Regions from separate parts of the Homo sapiens genome. Here region 1 is linked to region 2. A link is a contact called in ENCODE Hi-C or POLR2A ChIA-PET data. All regions are on one chromosome and are shown on one strand. The core of a region is the stretch at or near the end of the contact, and the rest is flanking DNA. Distances in the headings are between cores, read along the strand shown. Region 1 overlaps CPN1 (carboxypeptidase N subunit 1). Region 2 overlaps ERLIN1 (ER lipid raft associated 1).

Region 1 (6,120 bases), core at 1,328-3,827, 110 kb after region 2:
TCTTTTATAGATAGGATGAGAAGCAAAGAACTTCTTTGATTTTACAGCCTGGATCTTTTCAGTTTTGGTTGTATTAAGATCTCAGAGCTAACAGAGCTCAGAGATCGTAGACACTAATCCTCAGATTTCTCAAATGAGGACAAAATAATGAGGCAGTCCTATTTAACAGACATCTACAGATCTCATTTCCTAAAAGTCAGCCTTTCCTAGGGCCGCCTCACTCCTGTACACAACCCTTAGTAGACCCTCCCACCACCTTTCCCTATTAACACAATGCAGTCCAGTCAAGCTTGTCTTTTACTATTTATTGAATAAGTACTATGTATGACATGATATGAGAGCTTTCCAGCATTATCTCATTTAACCTTCACAACAACCCTGTGAGGTAGATGCAAGTATCCCCATTTGTGGCTTAGAGAAGATAAAAGAAACTTGTGTAATATCACATAGCAAGTGGTGGGAGTCAGGATTCGAACCTATATCAGGCTCTCTGGCTCCCTTCTTAGCCAATGTGTTACAGAACTCATACTAAGTGTACAACCTGTGTTTGTAGCTCCTTATTGTAACACAAGGATCAGGAGAAAGAACTATGCTTTAAGTCCTTTGAGAATTTCCAGATAGTTTCTTCCTCCATCCCCTCCCCTAGTCCCATCTCCTAAATAATGTAAATTACTTCTGCTTACAGTTGCAGGAAACAGAGAGTAAATCTTTCATTGCAGCCTATGAGCTGATCTGGGGTCCTCTTTCCCTTTTTTCTTGTTATATCCTAAAATTGAATGACTGTTAAGCAGCTACATATATAAGTTTTGCATTACCAGCAAGTCTGTTCAACGCCAAATTCAAACAACTGCACGTCCTCTTGAGTAACACACTCAATTTCAAAGGATTTTGCCCCCCTTTTCACATATTCTTTAAATAAATTAACATAACCCATCATTATGTCAAATATACTCAGAGGAGAAAAGATGTCTGTCATTTGGATACAATTTCCAGACACAGTAACAACTAAAAACCCATTTATTGATCACAAAGGAGTCTATCTCCCTTCCCAGTCTAAAGCAGATATCCATCTGTCTGGGAAAGAAAAAAGGAAAAAAATATTGCCCAGGTGTGGTGGTTCACACCTGTAATCCCAGCACTTCAGGAGGCTGAGGCAGGCGGATCACTTGAGGTCAGGAATTCGAGACCAGCCTGGCCAACATGGCGAAGCCCTGTCTCTACTCAAAATACAAAAATTAGCCAAGTGTGGTAGCTCATGCCTGTAATCCCAGCTCCTTGGGAGGCTGAGGCAAGAGAATTGCTTGAACCCAGGGGGCGGAGGTTGCAGTGAGCCGAGATTGTGCCGCTGCACTCCAGCCTGGGTGACAGAGCAAGACTCCATCTCAAAAAAAAAAAAAAAGATTGTTTACTACAGAGTTTCCAGCTTTAAAATGTCTCAGCTGGGTGCGGTGACTCATACCTGTAATCTCAGCACTTTGGAAGGCTGAGGCTGGCAGATCACTTGAGCCCAGGGGTTTGAGACCAGCCTGGGCAACATGGCGAAATCATATCTCTACAAAACAGTTCAAAAATTAGCCGGGCATGGTGTCATGCACATGTAGTGCCAGCTACTTGGGAGGCTGAGGTGGGAGGATCACTTGAACCCAGGAGATGGAGCCTGCAGTGAACCGTGATTGCACCACTGCACTCCAGCCTGGATGACAGAGTAAGACCTTATCTCAAAATAAAAATAAAATGAAATAAAATATCTTCCGGGGCCCAGTGTTTTCTTTGCTTTTCCCCAAGGCCTTCCACATGTCACCACTCCTTTCCTTTTCCTCTGTCCTTGCCTCATTTTCTTGTCTCTCTTCTCTCTCATTTTTTTCTGTCTAGATTCCTATGTTACTAAATAGGAATTGGTAAATAATACAGCACAGTTGGCTCTGATTCTCCCCTTCCCTCCTGGAGGAACTAGCAGAAAAACTGGCTATCAATTTTTGCGGAAGGGGCAGGAAATAACCCTACAGAGAGGCCTCTTAGTCAGTGACATGTTTTTTAACTCCCAGCTGGCTTCAGGGGCTCAAGCTGTTCCAAGGGTGGGAAAGCCCAGGCCTGCCCCAGAGGAGTGTGGTTAGGACACTGTGCCACTCCCTCTCCTTCCTCTTCAGCCTGGGATAGTTCTACGGCTCTTCCACACCCAGAATGTCCCACATTTGTCAGTGAAAAGTATCTTTCCATCTGCGTGCTGTGGCCAGAAGAGAGGTTGCAATGTAGTGCTTGAAAGGATGCATTAACACACATGGAAATTTCCAGTTTAAGAATCCAAGCAGGATGTGGTGGCATGTGCCTGTAATCCCAGCTACTCAGGAGGCTGAGAGGCTGAGGCAGGGGGATCTTGAACCCAGGAGTTTGAGTCCAGCCTGGACAACATAACAAGACCCCATCTCTAAAATTAAAAAAAAAAAGAAAAGTAAAATAAATCCCCAAGTCCATACCAACACTCTTTATCATCTCTACTATCTTTGAAGTCAAACAAGTAGGCAGAAGGTTTAGTTCTGAAGCATGGTGACACTTACTGGCATGCCTGAGCATGGCACCTGTGAGTCACCCAGGCAGCATAAAGAAGATTGTTACAGCACCGTCAATCATGGCTCTTGTCCTAAGTGGCAGTATTGGTGAAATCATATTTGATGTGTAGATATATTTTTCTTTCTTTTCTTTACTTTTTTTTTTCTTTTTGAGATGGAATCTCACTCTGTCACCCAGGCTGGAGTGCAGTGGCGTGATCTTGGCTCTCTGTAACCTCTGCCTGCTGAGTTCAAGCAGTTCTCCTGCCTCAGCCTCCCGAGTAGCTGGAACTATAGGCATGTGCCACCAGCCCAGCTAATTTTTGTATTTTCAGTAGAGACGGGGTTTCACCATGTTGGCCAGGCTGGTCTCTAACTCCTGATCTCAAGTGATCTGCCCGCCTCAGCCTCCTAAAGTGCAAGGATTACAGCCACCATGCCCAACCTAATTTTTTTCTTTTTTTTTTTTTTTTTTGAGATGGAGTCTCGCTGTCACCCAGGCTGGAGTGCAGTGGCAAGATCTCAGCTCACTGCAGCCTCCACCTCCTGGGTTCAAGCAATTCTACCGCCTCAGCCTCCTGAGTAGCTGGGACTATAGGTGTGCACCACCACACCTGGCTAATTTCTTTGTATTTTTAGTAGAGACAGGGTTTCACCATATTGCCCGGTGTGGTCTTGAACTCCTGACCTCAGGTGATCCACCACCTCAGCCTCCCAAGTGCTGGGATTACAGCCATGAGCCACCACACCCAGCCCATCTTTTTCTAATACATGTAAAATCAATGTATATTAAGTTCATCCAGTCACACTCTATCTATCACCAATGATTGCATACCAATTTTGGGGGAACGTTAGCCAAGTCTATATGACACCACCAGTGCTTCTCTGGGTCACTGCTATAATAATTTTCCCTAGTACCCAGCCCTCAGAAACTGGAACTATGGCAAAAGATGGTCCAAACGGATCTCGTAGCTCCTGCTTTTTTTCTTCCAGGTTAACTTCCACCTCAAAAGAAGCATCCCTCAAGTAAGCCCTGTGAGGAGAGCTCCCAGCAGAAGGCACGGAGTCAGAGCCAAAGTGCAGCCCCAAGCCAGAAAGAAAGAAATGGAGATGAGGCAGCTGCAGAGAGGCCCTGCCTGAAACCCACAGTGCCAGGCAACCCTTCAGAAAGGCTTTGCTCCTGCTCTCAGATCAGATCAAGCATTCTTTCTATTTTATTATCTGGGACATATTTAAATACAAACATATTCAGAACAATTCAGAATGGTCTCCATCTGTTCCAGGGGTAAGCCATCTCTAGGTCATCATGAAAAAAATTAGGATCTATTGAAAGGTGATGTGGTGGCCGGGTGTGGTGGCTCACATCTGTAATCCTAGCACTTTGGGAGGCCGAGGCAGGTGGATCACCTAAGTTCAAGAGTTCGGAACCAGCCTGGCCAACATGGTGAAACCCTGTCTCTACTAAAAATACAAAAAATTAGCTGGTCATGGTGGCATGCACCTGTAATCCCGGCTACTCAGGAGGCTAAGGCAGGAGAATCACTTGAACCTGTGGGGTAGAGGTTGCAGTGAGCTGAGATCGCACCACTTCACTCCAGCCTGGGCAAAAAAGTGAAACTCTGTCTCAAAAAAAAGAAAGAAAGAAAGAAAAGAAAGCTGATGTGGTAGTACATACATCTAGTGGTGTTTGGTAAGGTTTTTCTATTCTGAGAGTCTGGTTTAGGCTCCATGCCAGTCCACACTGCATCCAGAGACTGGTTCTGGCTGGTTGGCAGCTGCACCTCCAGAATCTAGCACAGAGTTTGCAGAAGAGTTAGTGCTCAGTGAAGATTTCTGAACCATGTCTGAAATGCTGAAGTAAGTGATCCATCATTGATGTTGTTCCCATAGCAAAATTAGGTGACCAGTTCTTCTGAAATCCCAGAGGATCATTTCAGCAATAGCCAATAGCATCTTAATAAGCAAAGAATTTGACATGCAAATACCTAGTGCCATGGCTACCCTTCTTTGTACATGGACATTTAATAAATATGCATCTTTCAAAACATTTGCTGGATATGGAAATATGTGCAGCTGCCCCTAAGGCATGGCTGCATCCTGGCTCTGTCCCCAGCACGACATAGCACTCTCCACCTCTTTGAGTTCCCCAGGAAGAACCCATTTGCACTAAAAACATTATTGAGCAAAGTAGATGTTACTAAAGATTTTGAAGGGATGTGTAGTCTTTCATCACCTACCTTGCAGCACTCAAGTTTACAAACCCTCATTGGGCATGTGGGGGTTCCTGAGTCCCCTGTGGGAAGTGGTTTTTTGCCATACACCTTGTTTCAGAGCTCAGCCTCAGTTAGACAGGGCAGGCTCCAGTTTCCTCATCTACCCCTCTCCCCACAGCACCTCTAATTAACCAGCCCTTTTCTTACCACTGAGAAATTGAACTCTACTAAATAATTACAGCCTTGTGCCACATAATGACGTTTTGGTTAACAGTGGACCGTGTGTATAATGGTGGTCTCATAAGATTATAATACCATGGTTTTACTATACTTTTCTATATTTAGATATGTTTAGATTTAGGTTAGATATGTTTAGATTTAGAATACGTAACACAGGCTGAGCACGGTAGCTCATGCCTGTAATCCCAGCACTTTGGGAGGCCGAGTTGGGTGGATCACCTGAGGTCAGGAGTTCGAGACCAGCCTGGCCAACATGGTGAACCCCATCTCTACTAAAAATACAAAAAATTAGCTGGGTGTGGTGGCAGGCACCTGTAATCCTAGCTACTTGGGAGGCTGAGGCAGGAGAATTGCTTGAACCCAGGAGGTGGAGGTTGCGGTGAGCCGAGATTGCACCACTGCACTCCAGCCTGGGTGACAGAGTGAGACTCCATCTGAAAAAAAAAAAAAAAAGAATATGTAACACAATTACCACTGTGTTACAATTGCCTGCAGCATTCAGTATAGTAACATGCTGTCCAGATTTGTAGCCTAGGAGCAATAGGCTGTACCTTTCAGCCTATGTGTGTAGGAGGCTATACCACCTAGGTTTGTACAAGTACATGCTATAATGTTTCTGCAATGATTAAATCACCTAGGGATACATTTCTCAGAATGTACCCACATTGTTAAGTGACATGGTATGGTGATCCCTTGGCACCCAGTTGGTTCCAGCACCCTCTCAGATACCAAAATCCAAGAGTGCTCCAGTTCCTTTTATAAAATGGCATAGTATTTGCATTTAGCCTAGGTATATCCTCCCATATACTTTTAAGTCATCTCTAGATTACTTATAATACCTGATACAATGTAAATGCTGTGTAAATAGTTTTGTTATATTGTATTTTTACTTGGTACTATTTTTATTGTTGCATTATTTTATTTTTTGTTTTTCTGACAGCCTCACTCTGTCACCCAGGCTGGAATGCAGTGGTGCAGTCATGGCTTACTGCAGCCTCAATCTCCCGAGCTCAAGAAATCCTCTCACTTCAGCCTCCCAAGTAGCTGGCCAACATGGTGAACACAGGCACGTGACATCATACCTGGCTAATTTTTAAATTTCTTTGTAGTGATAGGATCTC
Region 2 (6,940 bases), core at 108-2,607:
TTTTAAAATAAGAAACTAAATAAAATTATTTTACTATCAGTGATTTGTGTTTTTTTTTCCCACGTCTTCATTTTTCTGTCATCTTAACATGCTCCTAAGGCTGTCTTGCACATTTCAACTAGGGAGCCAGTTTATTTGCGGGTTTAACTTAACTGTAGAGGCTTTTGTTATACTCTTGCCAGAATACTGCCTACCTGGTATAAGAATGTTTAAAACAAGGTGTCCACTCTTTGCTGACTCCTGGAATTTAACAAGGGGTGTTCTTCTAATCCTTTGTGGGACAGGGCCTGTGGCAGAGGGGCAAGGAGGGAGGATGGAGCATCAGGCCACTGGGATCCGTCCCTGAGAGCAAAAGTACTTCTGCACTGAGGAGGGGAGGAGACAGACCAAGCCAGAGAAGGACAATTTGTGTAAATTATAACTGGTAATGTAATGGCACAATATAACCAACTTGACTATTAAGATGTTAGCGGCCCAAGAGCCAGAGTTGGACCTGCTCTTCCCAAACGTTCTGTATTTCCTCCTGGGATCAATTTCCTGGTGATCTTGGGCCAGCAGGGAGTGGTAATGGGAGTTGTGGGGAAAGCAGCTCTTTCCTCCTGTTCTTATGGGATCAACCCCATAGTATCCTAGGTCAGTTGCTGTGGACCTGAGAATAATTTGAACTGACCATCCTATAGGTTATTGGTAGGTATTAAAATGAAGTGATTTCTGCCTCTTCTGTGGCAAAAGAATTTGTGAATTAGAAGCCGTGGCTTCTAATCGCTTTAGGATTAAGTCTCAAATGTGTACACACGAAGTTCGTGATCTGGCCCCTGCTGTCCTCTCCAGCCACCCTTCTCTAAGGTCCCTGAATGCACCTTCTGTCTGTCCCTTCTCATACGTTGTTCCATCTGCCTGGTTCACTTTCCTTCCCTCGTAGTGCTGACTTTCCTCAGCCAACTCCTGAGTCTTCATCACTTCTTCAGATGTAAAAGCTTCAGTTCACTTTGAACTGCTTGGCCTGGGTTAGCATCCTGTATTTCCCCCCCGTCACACATCATGCACACTTCATGTCTCATTATGTGCTCAATGTCTGTTTTCACAAATGCTAATCTCTCTGAGGGCGGGGGCGGGGGCTGTGGCTGTGCTGTTCCCTGGGGATTGTTTCTGTTGCTAATGCCTAAGATGGCATCTGGCCCATATGAGATGGCTTTGTTGCATGAAAGAACAAAAAGTTGAATATGACATGCAGGTAAATCAGGCAAGTGAGTCATGGAAAAAACTTAGAAGTGAGCCTACAGTGTCCATGTCAGGACTTTATGTGTAACCATGGGAAGTTACCTAACATCTCTGAACCTGATTACTCATCCTTGCAGGGTGACTCTTCAGTGGATTCAGGAGGATATGTTGTTGCATCTAGTGTAGAGATTCGCACGTGGTAATTGCTGGGATGCATTAGTTCACCTTGTCTACAGGAGTCAGTTGTCTACAGGAGTCAATATATGTGTCTGTCTCTGAGTAGCTATAAGTTCCCATAGTGGAGAGAGTGAGCACAGTGCCTGCTACCTGCAATTGCATAATAGAACACGTAGATTAATGTCTTCACCAGCTATGAGCTAAGCTAGCTGGATGTTAAACCCCAACCACAGCCCTCCAGGAGCATCCCAACAAGCTGGGCCAGCTTCTCATCTTTCTCCTGGTCTCTGCCCTGGTATGAGCACTTAAAATGAATTTACTGGGCCGGGTGCAGTGGTTCATGCCTGTAATCCCAGCACTTTGGGAGGCTGAGGCGGTCAGATCATGAGGTCAGGAGCTCAAGACCAGCCTGATCAACATGGTGAAACCTCATCTCTACTAAAAATACAAAAATTAGCTGGGTGTGGTGGCACGTGCCTATAATCCCCAGCTACTCAGGAGGCTGAGGCAGGAGAATCACTTGAACCTGGGAGGTGGAGGTTGTAGTGAGCTGAGATCGAGCCACTGCACTCCAGGCTGGGCGACAGAGCAAGACTCTGTCTCAAAACAAACAAACAAAAAAAAACAAAAAATTTACTGTTAATTCATTGCTCACTCCTAGTGTCTATTTTGACATAGACTGTAATGCAGAATGACGTTTTACTTGTTTCCCTTACCATATTTCTTCTGAATTAGTACCTGTCTTTCCAATTTTTCTTATTTCTTTCAATCAATTTTTCTACTTTTTTTTTTTTTAATTTTAAAAAATGTCTTCTTCCAGTGGGGCTCGGTGGCTCACACCTGTAATCCCAGCATTTTGGAAGGCTAAGGCGGGCAGATCAACTGAGGTCAGGAGTTTGAGACCAGCCTGGCTAACATGGTGAAACTCTGTTTCTACTAAAAATACACACAAAAAATAGTCTCCTTTCTTTCTTCCTATAAATATTTATTGAGTATCTACTGTAGGCTAGTTGCTGAGGCAACAAAAAGCCATATAGCCTTGTGTGTGTGTGTAGGATGGGGCAATACAGCAAGTAAGTAGGCAAGTGTGATAGTGTGGTAAGTAAGCAGGGTGTTCACTGGGTGCTGTGGGGCACCAGTAAAGATCAGCCCAGCCTTTTGGTTTCTAGGAAGCAATGTCTGATCTGAGCCAAATTTTTAAGGATGGACAGGAGGCAGACAGCCAGCTGAAGAGAGCAGTGGTGATGGTGGAGTGTGTTCCAGGCAGTGGGAGAAGCACTTGCTATTGCATTTCAAAATGCAGTGCCAGGAGGCATGAGAGGCTGTCCACTGCAAACCTTATGAGGCTCTACTATTACTTCATTTCATAGCTGAGATCTAGAGAGATTACATTACTCAAGATCCCATGAATATGAGTGGCAAAGTAAGGATTTGAACCTGTCATATTCCAGATCCAAGTTTACCACAGCCCTTTATATTTGCCTTTGAAGCCATTAGGTTTAGGGTGATGAAAGCTCTAAATTGAGGGGAGATTTTAGAGGATGTTTATAGAGATTTGTAAGCCCTGCAGTCGAGGTCAGGAAAAGGGATAATGAGATGGTTCATGTGTGAAGTGGTGACTTATGGGTGACTTCTCTGCCCTCTGCAGGACTTGGCAGAGGTGCTCTTAGTAAGCTGAGCGGTATGACAGCTGATTCCAGAAAGATCAGCCCTTTGGAGCCTGGGGGAGCAGCTCCCCTTATTTGGGTTACAAAGCAAGTGGAGGTGAACAGTGCAGGGCTGATGGCACAACACCCAGATCCTGTTTGCAGATGTTAATCACTCATTCTCCTGGTTGCTGGGAGTGTTCATGGTGACAGCTTTTAGCAGAGTCGCTCTGCAGAAATTTTCCTCGGCTAAAGACCCCTGCCCCGGGCCAAGATCACATCCCCTTCCTGGGGACAGCACATTCCATAAGTGGTTGATGCAGGGGTAGAAAGGCAATTTGTTCAAAACAAAATTGCATTGGTTTTCTCCATATGCAAGTCTGTCAGGGTGTGCATCCTAATAGGCACAATAACTGTAACTGGATTTCAGACACCTAAGGCAGGTTCTGACAAACTGGGTGTGTCTGATGCCTCTGGCGCCCTATCGCAATTCCACTCCACCCCACCTCTAACTCCAGCTGTGGCCATGGTAGACAGTTCCATGAGGCATCAATTCACTTTCCTCTGACTGCATCTCACCTCACACATGAGCTGCACTTACTGCTTTTCACCCTAGGGATCCTCCAACGCTATGGAGGCTGCAGTCAGTCCAAACATATGCTCAACTCGAGCACAAGAATTAATAGCCTCTGGGACAACCCCCAACTGGTAGGAGACAGGACCACAAATGGTTAGAGAGGAGGTGACCCAAAAAAACCTTTTCAATGGAGACAGCAACCCTCCTGACACAAGAGAAACTGTGAAAATCACATTAAATACAATTCGACAGATGTTTGTTGAGTACCTGATATGTGCCAGGAAACCTAAAATGTATAAAGTAATGGGCCAGTAATGAACAACAGTGAGTCAGACAGACATAGTCTCTGCTCTCTTAGAATCAACAGTCTTGGGCTGGGCGTGGTGGCTCACGCCTGTAATCCCAGCACTTTCGGAGGCAGAGGCAGGCGGATCACAAGGTCAGGAGTTCGAGACCAGCCTGGCCAATATGGTGAAACCCCATCTCTACTAAAAATACAAAAATTAGCCGGGTGTGGTGGCATGTGCCTGTAGTCCCAGCTACTTGGTAGGCTGAGGCAGGAGAATCACTTGAAGCCAGGAGGCAGAGGTTGCAGTGAGCTGAGATCACGCCACTGCACTCCAGCCTGGGGGACAGAGTGAGACTCCATCTCAAAAAAAAAAAGAACAGTCTGGTGGGAAAGTAGACCGTAACCAAAGCACTTGAGAGACTTATCAAAGTGGGAGGAATGCAGTGCTAGGAGGGTCTCAAAAAAGAGGGAGAAGATAAAGAATGAAAAAGAGCATCCGCCAGTTAAAGATCGGGGAATAACAACTCAATAAAAAGACAACCCAATTTTAAAATGGGCAAAGGATCTCAACAGACATTTCTTCAGACAAGGTATACAAATGGCCAATAAAAACATGAAAAAGGGCCGGGCGCAGTGGCTCAAGCCTGTAATCCCAGCACTTTGGGAGGCCGAGGCTGGCGGATCACGAGGTCAGAAGATCGAGGCCATCCTGGCTAACACGGTGAAACCCCGTCTCTACTAAAAATACAAAAAATTAGCCCGGCGTGGTGGCGGGCACCTGTAGTCCCAGCTACTTGGGAGGCTGAGGCAGGAGAATGGCGTGAACCCAGGAGGCGGAGCTTGCAGTGAGCCGAGATCGCGCCACCGCACTCCAGCCTGGGCGACAGAGCAAGACTCCGTCTCAAAAAAAAAAAAAAAAATGAGAAAGATGGTCGACATCTTTAGTCATTAGAGGAATGCAACAAGATAGCCACTTCACACCCACTAGGATGGCTATAATAAGAAAGGCAGTAACTAGTGTGGGCAAGGAAGTGAAGCAATTGGAATCTGCATAATTTGCTGGTAGGAATGTAAAATGAGGGCACTGCCTTAGAAAACATTTTACAGTTTCTCAAAATGTTAAACAGAGTTAACATACGATCCAGCAATCTCACTTCTGGGTATCTACCCAAAAGAATGGGAACATGTCCACACGAAGACTTGCGCTCTATAGCAGCATTATGCATAGTAGCCAGAAGGTGGACACAACCCCAGAGTGTCCATCACCTGATGAATGGATAAATCAGATGTGGTCTATCCATGCAATGGAATATTCTATAAAAAAGGAATGAAGTACTGATGCATGCTACAACACGAATAAGCCTTGAAAACATTAGGCTAAGAGGAAGAAGCCAGGTTCTAGTTACATTAAATGTTCATCATAGACACATCCCTATGGACGAAAAGACTGGTGGTTGCCTGAGGCTGGGAGGAGAGGGAATTGAGTAGCTGCTAATGGGCACGGCGTTTCTTCTTGGGGTAATGAAGAGATTTTAAAATTTGATTTTGGTGGTAGTTGCATAATTCTGCATATACTAAAAACTATTGAGGCTGGGCACGGTGGCTCACGCCTGTTATCCCAGCACTTTGGGAGGCCGAGGTGGGCAGATCATTTGAGGTCAGGAGTTTGAGACTAGCCCAGCCAACATGGTGAAATCCTGTCTCTACTAAAAATACAAAAAAAAGTAGCTGGGCCTGGTGGCCTCCGCCTGTAATCCCAGCTACTGGAGGAGGCTGAGGCAGGAGAATCACTTGAACCCAGGAGACGGAGGTTGCAGTGAGCCAAGATCGTGCCACTGCACTCCAGCCTGGGTGAGAGAGCAAGACTCCATCTCAAAAAATAAAAATTTAAAAAATAAAAAATAAAAACTACTGAACTGTATACTTTAAATTATAAATTACATGGCATATGAATTATATCTCAAGCTGTTTTTTTTTAAAGGATTGAGTAATAGTGTGAAGACCTCAGTTCAAGAACCTTCCAGAAATGGTAAAAAAATATTCAATATAGGTGCAACATTATTAGTGAGAATGAGAGCACCAAAACAGGAGGCTGAAGAGGTGGGTGTGAGAAGAGGGGAAGGGCAAGGTAGAGCATGGTGGGCCTTCTAAGTCTTATTACCCATTGGTGGCTTTTCCCAAAGGTTGGAAACAAACCTTTCAAAGAAAGCTTTTTGCGACAAGATGGCGGCAGCTGCCCAGGGCAGGAGAAGTGGTGGTGGCGGAGGCAGTAGTGGGGCCAGCGGTGGTCTCAGCTGCGCGACAGGCAGTAGCCTCAGTGGCTTGTTGGCTAAGTGGAAGACGGATGAGAAGCATGGAAAAACTGACAAGTGGGATGGATCCGCTATGAAAAACTCTGGATGATTCTGCCAGAAAGGTACTTCTGGAAAAATACCCGTAGGGGGAGAATTTTGGTCTCATTGACATTTGCCTCACTATCTGATTGCACTCCTGTTTCCTTACCATAGTAGCTTTGATTTGGGATTCTGTGCACCCCTTTGCCGAGTCCAAGCCCGTTTTGGCCATGTACATCCTATCCTATTTTGTGATGATGGGGATTCTGACCATTTATTTATTTTTTTATGTTTTGAGTCAGAGTCTCGCTGTACCACCCAGGCTGGAGTACAGTGCCACAATCTTGGCTCACTGCAACCTGTGTCTCCTGGGTTCAAGTGATTCTTGTGCCTCAGTCTCCCAAGTAGCTGGGATTATAGGCACATGTCACCAAGCCTGGCTGATTTTTGTGTTTTTAGTAGAGACGGGGTTTTGCCATGTTGGCCAGGCTGGTCTCGAACTCCTGGCCTCAAGTGATCTGCCCGCCTTGGCCTCCCAAAGTGCTGGGATTACAGGCGTGAGCCAGGTGCCCAGTCATGACCATTTATATAGCTCACATAAGAAGAGCGTCTTTCTTGTGGCCCACAGGAAGGATCCTGCAGGAGTGGATCCTGATATTTGGCAGCTGGCCTTCATCAATGGGAGAAGAAGGCAGCT

What was found. Hi-C counts contacts between places; a loop is a spot of excess contacts on that map. ChIA-PET counts read pairs that join two places held with the same protein, here RNA polymerase II (POLR2A). Pooled maps may share reads with other maps.
Region 1: a loop to region 2 is called in a pooled map, with 7 times the contacts of the local background. The contact joins two enhancer-like sites. A Hi-C loop is called at or near these places in 6 of 50 pooled maps. POLR2A ChIA-PET finds 5 or more read pairs at or near these places in 3 of 52 experiments (GM12878, activated naive CD4-positive, alpha-beta T cell and common myeloid progenitor, CD34-positive).

Annotation. Positions count from the first base shown.
Region 1 is chr10:100,039,993-100,046,112 of GRCh38, reverse strand. CPN1 (carboxypeptidase N subunit 1) reads left to right here. Exons shown (of 9, transcript NM_001308.3): 9 at 3,540-3,920. The coding sequence ends at 3,686. Among named protein-coding and RNA genes, the nearest start is that of DNMBP, 33 kb to the right of the region's middle. RefSeq lists an enhancer at 931-1,757. Within about 2 kb of position 2,577, at least 16 of the 41 ENCODE cell types and tissues checked have a DNase peak (open chromatin) inside an H3K27ac peak, as active enhancers do.
Region 2 is chr10:100,143,193-100,150,132 of GRCh38, reverse strand. It overlaps ERLIN1 (ER lipid raft associated 1), which reads left to right. Exons shown (of 11, transcript NM_006459.4): 11 at 1-39. It also overlaps the pseudogene SPCS2P2. Among named protein-coding and RNA genes, the nearest start is that of ERLIN1, 39 kb to the left of the region's middle. RefSeq lists enhancers at 790-879, 759-1,958. Within about 2 kb of position 1,357, at least 2 of the 41 ENCODE cell types and tissues checked have a DNase peak (open chromatin) inside an H3K27ac peak, as active enhancers do.